3 separate regions of the Homo sapiens genome follow, and regions 2 and 3 are each linked to region 1. Evidence: chromatin loops called from intact Hi-C (ENCODE). Cell type or tissue: mammary epithelial cell. All regions are shown on one strand. Each heading gives the region's core, and the rest is flanking DNA. Links, peaks and the distances in the headings are about the cores only.

What was found. Hi-C counts contacts between places; a loop is a spot of excess contacts. Peaks named below come from ENCODE experiments on the same cell type or tissue, not always from the same donor. Only the 100,000 strongest peaks of a DNase experiment are listed, where the experiment ranks them.
Region 2: a loop joins it to region 1, with 3 times the contacts of the local background. A loop is called at or near these places in 4 of 110 quality-filtered maps.
Region 3: it touches region 1 in a loop (6-fold over the local background); 3 of 110 quality-filtered maps call a loop at or near these places.

What each region holds. Positions count from the first base shown.
Region 1 is chr3:123,797,341-123,802,842 of GRCh38, forward strand. All of the region lies in intron 3 of MYLK (myosin light chain kinase), which reads right to left. Among named protein-coding and RNA genes, the nearest start is that of MYLK, 84 kb to the right of the region's middle. In mammary epithelial cell, for the core only: no CTCF peak of the experiment used is centred there; a DNase peak (open chromatin) is centred at 2,461; H3K4me3 peaks cover 562 bases; H3K27ac peaks cover 1,259 bases.
Region 2 is chr3:123,730,074-123,735,575 of GRCh38, forward strand. It overlaps MYLK (myosin light chain kinase), which reads right to left. Exons shown (of 34, transcript NM_053025.4): 9 at 5,325-5,343; 10 at 3,614-4,149; 11 at 2,823-3,029. Among named protein-coding and RNA genes, the nearest start is that of MYLK-AS2, 43 kb to the left of the region's middle. In mammary epithelial cell, for the core only: no CTCF peak of the experiment used is centred there; DNase peaks (open chromatin) are centred at 2,578, 3,468 and 4,238; H3K27ac peaks cover 2,957 bases.
Region 3 is chr3:123,720,994-123,726,495 of GRCh38, forward strand. MYLK (myosin light chain kinase) reads right to left here. Exons shown (of 34, transcript NM_053025.4): 12 at 4,951-5,085; 13 at 1,135-1,287. Among named protein-coding and RNA genes, the nearest start is that of MYLK-AS2, 34 kb to the left of the region's middle. In mammary epithelial cell, for the core only: CTCF peaks have their summits at 2,759 (motif pointing left), 3,468 (motif pointing right) and 4,881; a DNase peak (open chromatin) is centred at 2,748.

The DNA.
Region 1 (5,502 bases), core at 319-5,318:
TAAAATATATTTACTAAATATCTACCATGGGCCAAGCTAGAGACTTGGTATACAGCAGCAGTTACATGAGTGGGGCATGTGTGTTGTTGTTTGTGTGGCGACCGTAGAAACACAGGGCTGCGGAAGGAATGGGCATCATCTGATATCCCACATAGCTACCCAGGACCACACCCCAGTAAGAACACTGCTCCCTGTGCCCTCCTCCTCTGCCACAGAGGTGAAGTGATGATACACTGTGCAGCCAGGACCGGGTAGAGACTTGGGATGAAGGTGGGGACAGGTATCATGAGGATCAGACTTTTGTGACCCTGCCACAAACCCGGGGACACGGCCACTTTCCAGCTGTGAGCTGGGCAAGGTGCTCCAACCCTCTTGGCTTCAGTCTCTTTCTCTGTCAAATGGAATGATCATATCAGCCTCATAAAGTTGAAGGGAAGGTTTGAACGAGAGTGTATGTAACACCCATAATATAGCATAAAAGGCATTCAATAGCAGTGGCTGTCAACATCATTATCATCCAGTTCCCAAAGGGATGCCCGTCTCTCCACCCTGAATATAGATATAGACCCTTTCACCAAAGACAGCAAGAAGCCCCAGATATCTTCAGGCAAGGGTCTATGAGTGAGATGACTGGAAAACAGTAGCAGGAAGCAGATGGCAGAATTCCCTGGGAAGGTGGGGAGGAGGGCCTGAGGCCCATGGGCAGCTTCCCGCAGCACCTTTGTGTCTGTACTAGCAGCACCATTTAATAAGCAAGGTGTACGTGCTGACATCATGCTGGGCACCCATCTCAATCAGAAAGAGCAGTTCTAATGATCACCCCTTCACAAATGAAGACATAGAGGCTTAGAAAGCCAACTACTCTTGTCTAAGGTCACACAGCTAAAAAGTGAAAACCAAATCAAGGTCTGATTACAAAGTCAAAATCTGCTGGCTTCTCGGAGGCCCCCACATCTCAAATGAGGTATTTCTTGCCATCCCCAGTAATGAGAGATGCAATAGGCAGAGGGTTGGGAGTTGTACAGAGGAAGAGGGGCAGAGCATGTGCCTCCCCCTTCTGCTGTCAGGCCTGGCTTTGAAGACACAAGACTCTTCTCTACCTTTGCTTTCAGGGGAGCTGGAAGCTAGGAGTGGTGAGATCCTCCTGGAAGGTAGGAGTGGCTCAGGACCCTCTGTGCAAGTCCTCTTGATCTAAAATCAGAGGCCCATGGAAATCTCCTGAAGGCCCCAGATGTTCTCATCAAAAGGCACCTGCTTGATCTCAACAGCACATTAGACAGGAGTCATCCATCCCTAGGAGAGGTCTGGCTTCAGGTTAGAAAAGGAACACGCAAATCAATACAGCAAGGGAACATCTAGTCCCTTGCAAAGTGCTTTTGTGGGGGAGAGTTACTCAACTACCATGCGGACAGGACCAGAGCCCAGCCACACCAAACAGCTCTGCTCACCCTCAGCCCATCGCCCCACCCACTGCCATCATCAGCATAAACAGATCTCTGCCACACAATTAATGGTTACTGACATATGTGGAATGCTCTATCAGAAAAAAAATTAATAATAAAGTAAATTAGACCAAACCTCGTTCCTCTCTAATCCCTTGTCAAGCCTGTGGACTATATTCCAATCAAGAAAACCAGAGAGGTTGGGTGATTTCTACAATAATTTCTCTAATGCAGAGCAATGCTCAGTGGCTAGAATCAAACACACCCAGCTAGGGGGTCTTATTCAATACAAGCTAAACACAGATCAAAGGGGAAACACAGAGAAGTAAGAAGAAAAAACAGGGGAGAGGGTCAAAAAGAGCAGTGGTTCAAGAGCTGGAAACTCCCCCTTACCCCCCTTACCCCTCACCCCTCACCCCCTGATGCTTGGGCCAACGCCCACCTCTAAATGAGGCTTTCACAAGTAACATAATTTATTAACTATTTGAAGCAGCATTGAGTTAACTGGACTTTAATTTGATCAAAAGCACTTTAAATTGTCTCTTGAACCCAGAAAGGAACACTTTCAACTACAGCGAAAAGAGATTGTAACTATAAGGCAAATGACTCAGAAAAAAAGTTTAAAAAATCAGGGCTCAAGTAATACCACAGAACAAGTTTAGAGAAACCAGTTATCCCCTTCCCTACCCAAAGTGTATACATTTTAAATGATCATTGTCTTGAAGCACCTGGTCAGTTTGCCGGGCATCTTGGAAATATCATACCTTCCCTAGAGGGAGGGGCTCCCAAGCAGGCTCCGCAGTCTACCGTGAACCCTACCTCCAACAACAGCACACATCAGAGGCAGCAAAACCACCCACGTGCAAATGCCCCAGGCACTGACAGCTCCCTCTCCCACCTTAATCCTCTCTGCAATGCACTCAAATCCTGACAAGTTCTCTAATCACTCCTAATTCCGGAGTGCGCTGCTCCTCGGCTGTGCCAGGCTGACTTGCTATGACCTACCGGAGCAAAGCTGGGCAGGACCACACACCAGTGAACGGGACACACCTTACCGCAGCTTCTTCCTCGGCAGCTCTCACATGAGTCAGGATGCGAGGCAGCCACACTTCACCACCACCGTACTGCAGAGGTTCCTGTCCAAGGTCCAGCCAAGAATGGAGACCGAAGGAGTGCCGGGCGCCACAGAGCCCAGGGCCAGACCGAAAAAGTTAAGGGGCTTTTGTTCTGACTCTGCTCGCAGATGGTGCAATTTGCCTTCCGCTGAGCAGCCAACTTCACCCGGTCCGGGAGATCTGTTGTTCTAATCCGCCCAGCTGGGGTGACCTTTGAAACCTCTGGCTGCCACTGCAGAGGCTCTCAATGGAGTCCTGGGGGAGCCAGGGGTGGAAGCTCACAGGTTTTTATTTTTACTTGTTCAGAGCTGCAGATTCTAATCTGAGTGTGGAGCAAAGGGAGGACCCTGTCAAGCAGAGAGCTGAGTCCTCGGAGGGGCTGGGCACTCTCCCAATTCCACATCTGGCCTGGAACACCACTCCAACCCCTTGGCACATCTGGCCTGGGATTACCACCCAGGGATCATAAGATATTTCCTCCTGAGACCCAGCTCTTTCTTCCCTAAGCTGAAGAAGCCCTGTTTATGATCCCTAGAGCAGGATGCAAGCCCAGCAAGCAGATGGATGGAGAACTCCTGTGCTGTGTTTCTCATAAGGAACTGCACTGATGAGGCCCAGACTCCACAGACTGTGTTCATGTTGAGCACGACTTTGCCTCGTTGGTCCAGAGCCCTGGAGAGCTTCAGGAATGATCCTTGGAGCACTCCTCTAAAATGAGGCAGCAAGGTGATGCCCTGTCCAGACCTTTTCCTCCAGCAAGAGAAGGTATTTTCATAGTTCCAAAGGAACATCCTATGCAACTCACACCTTGGGGCAGACTGTGGACATCCGAATCGGCAATGACATGAATTTAAGTTTTCCCTTGATTCATATCTGATTCTTGAAGAGCTGGTATTCTTTTAACACCTAGGAGACCCCCTACCTGCTTTCCCAGTAGTTCTCAAACATTTTTGTCTCAGGGTGGGCCCCATTATGCTTCTAAAAATTATTGAGGGCCCCCAGAGAGCTTTTGTTTGTGAGTTACTGCTGTCAATATTTACAGTATTGGAAATTAAAACTGGGAAATATTAATTCATTTTAAAACATCAATAAGCCCATTATAGGCTAACATAAATAACATTTTAAGAGAAAAATATATTTTCTAAGACAAAAAAGAATTTAATGAGAAGAGTTGCTCCTTTTTGCAAATTAATGTCTGGCTAGTAGAAAACAGCTAAATTTTCATATCTGCTTTTGCATCCAATCTATTGTGACATCACAGCTACTAGAAAACTCCACTGTACGCTTGAAAGAGAATGAGAGTGAAATAAAGTAAATGATGTTTTCTTACAAAAATAACTTGGACCTCAAGGGACCCTGGAAGAGTCTCAGGGACATCCAGGGCACATTTTGAGAACCACCACATTAGCCTATCTCCCTACTCTCTCTGTTACCATCTACTCTCATTTCTGTCCTTCTTAAAATACACAAGGAGAAAGGGAAAAGTGGTCTTCTTTATTTTTTAACTTTTACTTTATTTTCCCTTTAAAAAAAACTTTTATTCTAGAGTAAGGGAGTACATGTGCAGGTTTATTACAAAGGTAGATTACATGATACTGAGGCTTGGGGTATGATTAAACCCATCACCCAGGTAGGGAGCATAGTACCCAACAGATAGTTTTTCAGCCCTTGCTCCCCTCCCTTTTCCCTCCTCTAGCAATCCCTAGAGTGTCTATTGTTCTGTTTTTATGTTCATGTATACCTCATGTTTAGCTTCCACTTACAAGTGAGAACATGTGGTATTTGTTTTTCTGTTTCTGTGTTAGTTTGCTTAGGATAATGGCCTCCAGCTATACCCATGTTGCTGCAAAGGACATGATTTCATTCTTTTTTATGGCTGCATAATAGTCTATGGTGTATATGTGCCACATTTTCTTTATCTGCTCCACCATTGATAGGCACCTAGTTTGATTCCATGTCTTTGCTATTGGGAATAGCACTGTGAAGAACATACAGATGTATGTGTCCTTATGATAGAATGATTTATCTTTCTTTGACTATATACCCAGTAATGAGATTGCTGGGTCTAACGGTAGTTCAACTCCTAGTTCTTTGAGGAATCTCCAAACTGCCCCAGTGGCTGGACTAATTTACACTCTCACCATGTAATAATGTATAAGTGTCTTTCTTTTTTTCTCCACAGCCTTGCCAACATTTGTTATTTTGGACTTTTAAACAAAAGCCATTCTGACTGATGTCAGATGGTACCTCATGATAGTTCTGATTTGCATCCTTTCTACTCTTTGTTTCTCAGTCTTCCCAGCTGTGAAATGGGCACAATCACAGCCTGCCCGGGGTACAATCTCAGGGTTTCCTGCTGGCATCCTTGAGTGACTTGGATCCAGGTCCCTGGGTTCCCACATGAAAGCAGGCAAAGCCAGCCCACTCTTGTCCCAACAGCTGAGTTCTTCCCTGAGCCACCAGGCAGCCTCTCCCTCCCCATGGCTTCCTGGGCCTTTCCTCTTGGAAGACACATTAAAGGAGGGGCTGAGCTTCTGCAGGCAGACAAGCTGCCCACATCAGCTGGGCCACATCAGCAGAGCAGCAGACCACGGGTGGGAGGAGCATTTCTGCTCAGCAACACAACCCTGGTGCCCACATCTTTGGCAGAAAGTTATTTTTAAATTTTCTTAAAAGGGGACAACGACAACAACAACACACACACAGACACAGGCACACAGATCTAATCAAATCCACACACCTAACCTCACGCACAGTGTGAAGGAGCAAGGCCTGGTCTCCTGGAGTTGTTTTCTTCCTGCTGGAATTCTTGCTTTATTTGGGATTTGATGGGAACAGGCTGAGAGAAGTTTTCTGCGATACAAGTCATATGCAAAAGTAATTAAAGCCAGAACCAGAGCCCTGCTTATAACTAAATTAGCGGAATGCACACTCCAGCTATAATC
Region 2 (5,502 bases), core at 251-5,250, 67 kb before region 1:
AAAAAATTAGCCGAGTGTGGTGGCAAGCACCTTTAGTCCCACCTACTCAGGAGGCGAGGCAGGAGGATTGCTTGAGCCCAGGAGTTCAAGGTTACAGTGAGCTATTATCATGCCACTGCACTCTAGCCCCATTGGCAAAGCAAGACCTCATTTTTTAAAAAAAGCAAGAAACCAAGCAAGCAAGCAAGAAAATAACAAGTATTGGTGAGAATGTGGAAAAACTGCAACACTTGTACATTGCTAGAAGAATGTAAAATGGTGAAAAACAGTTTGTTAGTTCCTCAGAGGGTTAAATCCAGAATTACCTTATGACCCAACAATATATGTGGTCTAAACATCAAAATTGAAAACAGGTATTGAAAACAACTCATACATAAATGTGCATAGCAACACTTTTCACCATAGCTAAAAAGTAGAAACAACCACATGGACCTTAAGTGATGCGTGGATAAACAAAACACTGTATGCTATACCCATACAATGCAATATGATTCAGCCACATGGATGAATGAAGTACTAACACCTGCTACAACACAGATGAACCCTGAAAACATTAAGCTAAGAGAAAGAAGCCAGACACAAAAGGCCACATATTGAATGATTCCATTTAACATCAAATGTTCAGAAGAGGAAAACCCATAGAGACAAAAAGTATATTAGTGGCTATCAGGGGTTGTGGGGATGGGAGAACAGGGAGTGACAGCTAATGGGTAGGATTTTTTTGGGAGGGGTAGTGAAAATGTTCTGAAATCAGATGATGGTGATGGCCACACAACTCTGTGAATATATTAAAAACCACTGAATTGTGTACTTTAAAAGGGTGCTTTTTATGTTATGTGAATTATATCTCAATAAAGCTGTCACACAAAACACAACAAGATAGGGAATCAACCTGAGATGTATTACCCCATGACGCGAACAGGCTAAAAATAGTCTTCTGTGAGACTTAGATGAATTCACAGCAGAAGAAGCCACAGGAGAATCTAGGCCCTCTGGATACGCCATTAATCTGTGGTGGACCTGACACCATATTTCTGTCCCCTGCGCAGGGATAGAGACCTGGCCTGGATGATGAGGCTTGATCTCCTAGACCTGTGAACTCTGCCTACCAGCACTCCCACCTGCAAATGGCATGGATAATATTTCTTGTAAAGGAATTCACGAGGATAGTAAAAATCCCAGTTAAACAACAGTTAAAATCCCAGTGAATCAACAGTATACAGTGAAAAGTAAGATGCCCCATTCCTTCCTGTGAACCCCTAGTTTCCCCTTCCTAGAGGGACTTTTGTGCTCTTCCAGAAATGATTTGTGCACACACAGGCATCTTTTGCATGTGTGTACACAGATCTTTTCTTCCATTTACACATGAGCCTGTACTTTGCTCCTCTCCCTTCCTAGTGCATCTTGAACATGTTTTAGCATCAGTCTACAGGATGTTGTCTGGCATTCTACTATATGGATACATCACTAACTCTTTTTTTCTTTTGGAAATGTGCATTTTGAAAATTTTCAAACACACACAAAAGTAGACAAAGCAGTGTAGTGAATTCCTATGTACCCATCTCTCAACTTTCATTTATATCAATATTATTTCATTGATATCCCTGCCAGTGCTCCCCAAACATGAATTATTTCTAAGTCAAATATAAAAAGCCATATCATTTCACCAGTAAATAACTCAGGATATATCTCTCAAACAGATGAACTTATAAAAAAAAAAGTAACAAGACCACCATCACATCTTAAAACACCACGAATTCCTTTATATTAAATCTTATCAGTGTCCAAATTCTCTTGATGTTCCCATAAAAACTTTTTAAAGATTATCTCAGTCAGGATTGGCAGAAGATTATCAAAAATTATTGTAATTGTTGATGTTACTATATACCTTCTAATATAAGTTTTCTATAGGTTGTCTTTTTTTTTTTTTTTTTGCTTGCAATTTGTATGTGGAAAAAAAATGGGTGAAAGTTATTTGTTCCACAGTTTCCAGCAGCCTGCAATTTGCAGATTCTACTCTTGTGGTATTTGTTAATGCATTTCTCAAGGGTATGGCATGGGCCTGGGGCTTACATATGCATTTAGAGTAAGGGGGAAATTTTATAGAGATAGACAGGTACAAGAATATTTATCATAGGTATGTTATAATAGTGAAAAATGGAAACAATTTAATTATTCAACAAATAACAGCATACCTAAATTAGATACAGCCATTTCATGCAATATTATATGGCTACTAAAAGTCATGCTTTCCAAGAATTGTATAAAAAGATGTTAATATCACATGAGCAAATTAGGATAGAAAGCAGTATACAAATACCACAATGGTAAGTTTGTATAAAAAACATTAAAATATAATTTATTTCTGAGTCATAAGGTTATATATTGTTTAAATTCCCCACAATGAACATGCATTACTTTTATAAACAGACAGTACAATAAACATAAAAGATGTGGGATCCCACATCATCTCACATTACTCTAAACCTGTATATTTAATGAACACTCAGTTCTCTGTGGTTACAAACGTGAGTCACGGCACTATTCAAACAGCTGAGGGACCTAGGAAAGGTAGCTGTCAGTTGGGCTGGGTGTGGGGCCATGCATGTTTATTTTGAGGTGATTCTGATGTGAACTCCTGATTATGAATCACTGGCCTAGAGCAACACACTTGGCCTTGGCATGTGATTGGGGGTGACATTTCTGTCGGGCTGTGCACCAAGGCAGGGGGCTATAGGAGATGAACCATCTGCAGAAGGTGAAGCACCCCATGAATGGTTGTCCCACAGAGAATGCGGGGTGACCTGGAGAAGTGTACTCACTTTCCACTTGGAGGGTCCAGCTACAGGACAGCTGGCCTTGGGCGTTGGAAGCAGTGCAGCTGTATGTCCCACTGTCCCTGGTCCGGGCTTTCAGCAGGCAGAGGTAATGGGAGCCAGCATCTTCATAAACCTCAATGCTGCCTTCCTGTCTCCTCACGGGGGTGCCTTCCAGGAACCAGGCCACTTCAGGCTTTGGAATCCCGGAAACTACAGGGCCAGGTAAAGAACGTGAGCTCCCTATGCCCTGGAGAGCACCCTGTGATTGTGAGGTAGGTGGGGAAGGTGTGAGCTGGAGGAAAGGGCTCAGTTTGGTGTGGAGCTGCCCTCCCACCTCTGAGTCTGCTTCCTCACCCTCAACCACACTCCACAAGACGAAACCTCTTGAGAGAGTCAGGGGCCTTGAGGAGGATGAATACAGCGTGATGGGCAAGGTCTCCAGGTTGGCCAAAGCCAGGCAAGGGGAAGAAAGGGCGGAGGAGACCATGAGGTTTGCTTTTCGATGTTGGCGATAATGAGGGTGTTTCTTCTAGGGTGGTAAGAACTAGGGCCAGGGCCAGTACTCTATCCAAGAGCAAACAACAGGCTACTGTTAGGGGTCTCTCCAGAATAAAGGGCATTTCTACAATGAGTCACTCCTAAGGGGAAGGCCCTTGTAAGGTGGTTTTCTAGGGGAGCTAGTCCAAGAAGATGAGTGGATATAGGTGATGCAGACTAGCTGGGTGCTGAAGGAAGGGAGTGGCCACCAAGGGGCTACATTTTGGCAATCGGTGACCCTAATTACCTCTACTCACCTTCACATCTGAACTTGACAGTTTGATTTTCCTTGACCTCCTGGCTTTGGGGCTTGCTCTCAAATTTGGGGAATGCTGAATCCCTCTGGCCCTCCATGGGGATTCTCCTGTTAGCAGCCTTGCTCACAACATCTTGGCTCCCCAGGCCAGGCTGCCTGGTGGGGAAGGTGGCTGGACGGGGAGGAGCTGGCCTCTTCCTCTCTTCTCCAGAAGGTGATAGGACCCCCAGGCCTGGTGCTCTTGGTTCCGGCTGAACTCTTGCGGCCTGCAGGGTGATGGAGCTGGAAGTCTTCTGAAGGACCGGGGTCTGCGGGGCCGTTCTGGGCGAGTCCTTGCATGACTCCAGCTTGGACTCCCTTGGGGGCTGAGGCTGGCTGTTTGCAGCCCAGGGTGGGGAGCCACCTCTCTGGGGGCTGGAGCAGTTCTTGCTTTTGGCTGCAGCCTCCAGACTGTCCAGCTTCGACTCCTTTGAGATTACATTGGTCACCTCTTTCCTGACATCTGAATTGGTGGCTTTTGTTTCTCTCACAAATGACCTGTGTGGTGGTGAGGGTGGGGGTAGGGTGGGTGAGGAGAGGGGAGAATAGAATGATCATCTGGTTACTCACAAATATTACTCATCACAAGCACGGATTCCAGGGATCACAAAAGCCCACAAGTTAAGGGCAAGTAAGAGCATCTTTCTCTGCAGTTTGCCCAGTTTCCCAAGCCACAGCACAAGCAGCCATTCCCGACACTTGCCTGTCCCACAACCCTGCCCAGAGCCCTGCTTTCCCTACAGTTCCCTTCTCTACTAGTGCCTCCGTAGTTCAACCTCTGCCACCGGTGTCCCGTGTCCACTCTGCCCTCTCTAATCTATTTTCTATACAGCGACCATAGTCGATCTTTTAAAAACATTAATCAAATTATGTCATTTCAAGCCCAAGGATTTTCCAACAGCTTTTCCACTACTTTAAGAATGAAACTGAGCCCCACAAGAGGGCCCACAGGAATGCCAGCTCCTGATCGTACAGACATTGGCCTGCCATTCACCAGGCTGCGGCCACACTGGCGTCCTTCTGGGTCCCCATGGGCCCATCTCTTGGTTCACAGCTTGTACATGCTATCCCTGCTGTTTGGAGCACACTCCCTGAGCTTTTCTTCACCAGCTAACATTCCTTTGCACAGGTCTGAGCTCAAATACCAAGTTCCCGAAATGGCTTCCCTGCCCCTCTATTCTAATCAGTGCCTTCCTGTTGTCCTTCCTCACAGACGCATCCCAGTTGGTAATGTGCGTTCGTGTGGTTTAAGCCCTCCTCTACGCCCACCCCTGCACATCCAGCATCTAGCGCCGAGCCTCACACACAGGAAAGAGGCTCCTGCTGGGTCTGGGCTGGATGAGTGAACAGATTCCGCCCTGGAATGAGGAAGGCGGCCTTCTCAGAGCAGTGTTCTTCCTCAGGATGCTAACCAGAGAAGAGACTGTGTAGATACTGTGAAAGGTGGCAACACTGAGTTTTCCAGTCTCAATACTGACAGCAACCTGAGATAGAACCCGTGTGTCATATTACAATAGGAGAACAAGACAAAACACCCAAAATAAAACAACATCCTCCAAATGGCCAATTCTTCTGCCCCATAAGATGATTCAGAAATTCAGGGCATTTCTCGGTAACATCCTTGCAGGGCATTTCAAGAGGGAAAACGTAAAAGTCACAAAGCCTAGACATACCTATTGGCACTGTCCAAACCTGGAAAAAGGGGGAAGGGTGGAAAGACTGTTAGTAGAATGCTGTATACACCAAAATTTCCCTCCCCAGGCACTTCCTCATCACCGTGGTCCCACCCTGCTGGCTCCTTCCAGCTTCCCTGGTGCTGAACGTCTTTGGCCTTTGAACTCCCCCCAGCCC
Region 3 (5,502 bases), core at 307-5,306, 76 kb before region 1:
TGCGCTTAGGCAAGTTACATTCAATTCCCGAGACTTCCAGAGCCTTCTGTCTGAAATCAGGACAGCATCCTTGTCCCCTAGGCTACTGAGGTCTCAGTGAGAGAATACGGGTGAGGTGAAAGTATTTAACACAGTAAGCCACAAATGTTTCTTCCCCTTTCCTTTTCTGCGAAACTTCCTCCTGCAGCCTCCCAGACAGTGGCTACTCATACAACACGGAGATGTTCCTGACAGGCCTGAGCCCCGGGGAATGGAGAGATGTATCCTCCTGCTTGTCTGATGGGAGACCAGTCACGCTGCACTCAGTGCTAGCACCAGAGGACCCAGTCATGCACAGGAGCCGGGGGCATAGGCTCAGGGTGATGGTGGGATCAGGCTTACCTGAAAGCCCTGGACCCAAGAAGCACTTCCACGGGAACTGTCACCAGGCCTGCTGATACCACAGCCCAGACAGATCTGTCTTGAGTCTGAGGCTCCCTGCAGTTCCCGGGGACTAAGTGCTTGGCTGATGAATGGATGACCATGATAATCAGATTACTGGAGACCAGGCTGCTGATGTGTAAAAACAAGCCTGGGCCCGTGAGTAGAAGGGGGGCAGAAAGGGGACAACCTGTGACCCTCTGGAAGCCTCAGTGTGCACGCTGTGACCCAGGGTCCCCCAGCATGTAAGGGGTCACTGGGAGGCCACTGACTGTTCAGGGAATACGTGAGTGCTCTCCCAAGTCCTTTTGTAGTGTGCGAGGTTTTCTTCTGACCAGACCTGGAGCTTCTGGAGCTAAGGGAGCCCTATCTCTTTCCCCCATACCTTTCCATGGCCCCAGTGGAGTGAGGGGGTGAGGAAAAGGCCACCTCTGATGACACCCTTGTCGCTGTGAACTCCTGGAGGTCATCTCCCTCACTTCCTACCTGCAGGTGCAGCACTTTTTAAGGACCCTCTCCTCTGTCCCTAAGAGGTTGCAGCAGCCACTCCTCTGTCACGGCACCTGCCGCTGCCAGTGGTGTGGAGTAGTGCCATGTGCACCTCTGCTCCCTGGATTTGAGCTCATGATACCATTTTCTACAAATGTGCCCTTCCTCCAAAGCAGAAGTGCCTGCAGGAAAGGTGCTTCTACCCAGGTGCCCAGAGGCTCCTACCATGGACGGTGACCCAGGCGCTGCAGGACACCTGCCCCAAGGCATTCTCAGCTAGGCAGGTGTAGGTGCCATGGTCCTCCGGCAGGGCATCCTGGATGTGGAGCTCAGCCACGCCGGCCTCGCAGGTGGAGCGAGCGTACTGGATGGGCTGCCCTGTGGAGGAAGCACAGGAAGGCTCAGGCCAGGCAGCACTGGCAGTAGGGACGGGAGCCCTGTCCTCAGCAGGGCTGCTGCTGTCATGACGCTGAGACTTGTCATGCTTGCTCAGATCCACTGAGGGCTAATGATGTACCATGCACATCTCCAGCCAGCTGGACAGAGGCTTATGGGCTGGAGAAAGAGCCAGGGGCTAAGGAGATGAAGGAAAGGGAGTAATTGTGTGGTGGAGGAGGAAGACGGGGCCTAGAGGGATGGGGGAGGGAGAATCTGGAGGAATTAAAAATGCAGGAGGGAAAGGGACAGAGTTTTGGGCATTCTGTGTTAAACAGTCTCCAAATCCACATCCTCAACTTCACAGAATTCTGAGCCTGGAGAGACTTTTACACGGTCATCTGGCCCATAGCCCAGCCTCAGGCAAAACGGAGCTTTCCCAGGCTGAACATGGGGTGCCCAGCTCCACTTAGATGTCTCCAGAAACAACGATTCAATTTTCCACTGTAGATATTTATCAAAAAGCAATTCTGCATCCCCCACCCACTGTTGCAGTTAGGTGCGTTTCTTCTATGCAATTAGGTGTATTTTAGGGTTCACAGAAAAGATAAATATAGGGAACTAAAAATGACTCGGCTCCTTTTTTCCAGAGTCCCTTACATGTGACATGTTCCAGGTAACATAAAGTCCTGCATGGAGACAGGAGTGCATGCAATGAGCTTCAGTGGTTTCCTTAATGCTCTATGTTCCTGGGAGTTTATCATTCTGGGATGTGACTTTTCATTTCCAGGAAAAAAAAAATCTCATTACTGAAGAGTCTGTCCTCGGAGCAGGAATGTGTCCAGCTGCCATATAGGAAGCAACTGTCAGTTTCTTCCCTTGCCAGGCCCCAGGGTCCTGGTTTGCACTTCATAAAATTGGGGTCGGCCAGTGGGGAAGGGAGACAGTACAGAAAGAAGTCGTCTCCCTGCAATGCAGTGTTTTCTTCTGCACATAGCAACACTTCATGTCTCCATGACAGTTTGGCAAAGAGACCAGCAAGCACATCATAGGACTAGAGGGGAAGATTCCTCTCAACCTATTGCATTTCATAAAAGTGGGGCCGAGGGCTGGGAAAGGCAGGGGCCTGGATCCTGCCACTGAGAGAAGTGAGCACTGCTCTTTGTTTTTACTTTTTGTCACAATGGTACCCTCCAAACCTCTCTTCCTTGACAATACCAGTGTATTCCCTGACTGCCGCCAATGTGTCTCTTCTGTCCAAACATGTGCTGACAAGCCTTTTGAGAGCTCTCCTTTAACTGGAACGTAACTCACTGTGGCCCCACAAACATGGGATGGGATGGAGGCCCCAGAAAGGAGCTGTTGGCTCAGGGCACATCAGAATTGGGAGACATTAGGCTCTCCCAGCTCGGAGGCTGGGTTAAACTAAAGTTAGCAGCCAAGGAAACCCAACTTGAGCATGATCGCCCTCTAGTGGAATGGGTGTGGAAACGCTAAGAGTCGCTGAGAAAACACCGTCTTGAGTGATGTATAAACTAGGAGACAGCAAGCTATGGCTCCTGGGCAGAATGCTAATTGCAGCTTGTTTTTGTAGCGCCTGCAAGCTAAGAATAGTTTTTACATATTTTAAATGGCCGAAAAATATAAAGGTAATTAATATATCTCATGATATGTAAAAATTATGTGAAACTCACATTTCAGTATTCATAAAGTTTTACTGCAACATAGCCACACTCGTTCTTTCACTTATTGTCTATGGCTTATGTATTGTCTATTCTTTTACTTTTTGAGACAGGGTCTCACTCTTATTACCCAGGTTGGAGTGCAGTGGCTAAGTTTTGCTAAGCCTGGCTAAGTTTTGCTTTTTTTTTTTTTTTTTTTTTTTTTGTAGAGACAGGTTCACTGTGTTGGCCAGGCTGGTCTTGAACTCCTGAGCTCAGGCAATCCACCTGCCTTGGCCTCCCAGAGTGCTGGGATTACAGGAGTGGGCCACTGCGCCCAGCCTCCTATGGCTGCTTTTATACCACAACAGCAGAGTTGAGAGTTGTTAAAGAGGCTGTATGGCCTGAAAAGCTGAAAATAGCTACTACCTGGCCCTTTATAGAAAATGTTTGTTGATACTTAGTCTAGACTCCGTTATTAGTCCTTAACGCCCATATTGCATTCCAGCCACAAGGAGGCTGCCTCCTTGAAGTCAATCACTGGATCCAATAGGACTTCTGTCCTTTGCTAAGGGCTGGGAGGGAAGGCAGACCTCAATTCTCACTTACCTACCCAAGAACACTACATGTAGGAAGACTAGATGGCACTTCCTCTTACTCACTAAAGACAGCTTCTAGCAAAGCCTGAGCAAACTACACCAACAAGGAAGGTTCACAGGCAATACATCAATGACGCAGACACAAATGGGGACTATTTGGTGCATAAGTGTTGGGGACCACTGCTCGCTCGCTTGCTCGCTCTTTCATTTATTTATTTATTTATTTATTGGAGTTTTGCTCTTGTCACCCAGGCTGGAGTGCAATGGCGCAATCTCGGCTCACTGCAACCTCTGGCTTCTGGGTTCAAGCGATTCTCCTGCCTAGCCTCCGGAGTAGCTGGGATTACAGGCACCTGGCACCATGTTCGGCTAAGTTTTGTATTTTTAGTAGAGATGGGGGTCTCATCATGTTGGCCAGGCTGGTCTCGAACTCCTGACCTCAGGTGATCCACCCACCTCAGCCTCCCAAAGTGCGGATTACAGGCATGAGCCACCACACCTGGCCCACTGCTGTCTTAAGGAGTGTATTCTATTAGGTATGAGAGTGAGCTGAGATCCCAAACCTTCTTTTCCACCCTATCTTCTCATAGATAAAGAAGCTGGTACCCCGAGGGGTGAAGTGTCCAAGGTCACCCGACCACTCAGTGGTGGAGAAGGACAAGTGCCTGTGTCTCCTGACTCTCAGCAGGGGCTCTTTCACCCTCCCTGGGGATCCCCACAGTAGTCCCTGCTCCATCTTATCAGTTTAATGGACAGTTCTCAGTCTTCTAAAGTCAGAGTTCTCCCACACTGTTGAAATTAAATGGTCCTTTAAAAAGAAAAGGGTGATAATATACGGCAAATAATTTTTTAAAGGACCTTACTTGACAAAAAAAAGAGTTGGCGAGTCTCTATAGGACTATCAGTTTAAAAAGAATAACTGGTCTGTGAGTCCCAGAACCACCTGCCACTAAATAAAAGGTAAGATCCCTCATGCGACTTTGAGAGTGGTTCATTAGTTTATTCATTTATTTGTTCATTTATTGACTCAATAAATATTAATTGAGGGCCTACTATGAGTTTGGCCATAAGAAAAGAAATCCAACTGCTCATGCCCCTATGTGTCAGGCATCTCATTAACCACTTTATAGAAATAATCTAATTTAATTTCACAACCACCACCCTGCACATAGGCAGCATGATTCCTGCCATGTAGATGGAGAACTCAAGGCTCAGACAGGAGTAGTAACTTGCTCAGCCAGTCGGGAGCAGGATCCCAGTGCCCGTGCTCTCTTTGTGCCCTGTGCTTCCTTCTCATACCACCAGGATGTCCAAGGCATAAATGGCTCAGAGGGATAAGTGAGAATTCAGGCAGCGCCAAAGGGCCCAGGGGATGGGAGCAGAGAGCTGGGGCAGGGGGAACTCACCATTCAGCAGCCAAGTGATCCGGGGCACTGGGGTCCCCCGTACGGAGCACTGCAGCACAAAATCCTGGCCCTCAATAACAGCGCAGTCCTTCAGGACACTGGAGAAGGAGGGGGCCACCTCCATCACGGCAAGCCCTGTGAGGGAAAAGGACAGGTCAGCTCAGATCACAGCTTGCCCACTCTGGTGATGCCTGCAGTCACCCCAGCCTCCCAGGCACGCCTCACTGTCCTGGACACCTGGGTACCCTCGGCAGCCTGCCTTTGGCTTCTCTCTCTTCATGCTTAAGAAACAGGCAGCACCAGTGATGTAGGGACATGGAGCCTGAAGCAGAGTCACCCGCAGGGGCTTTTTCACAGTCACAAAACACCCTAGCCCTGGGGTGCTTAGAACCTGGGCCTGCCTTCTCTCCTCTGTGACTCAGGTGCCTCCTGCTTTGCCTTGGCTTTTGCTGCCCTCGAGCCTCTGGAGAGCTCCTTCCTGCTTGTTGGTCCTACTCTATTTTCTAGTGTCTCTTATCTTCTTTAATATGTCCCATCAGTGATTACACAATC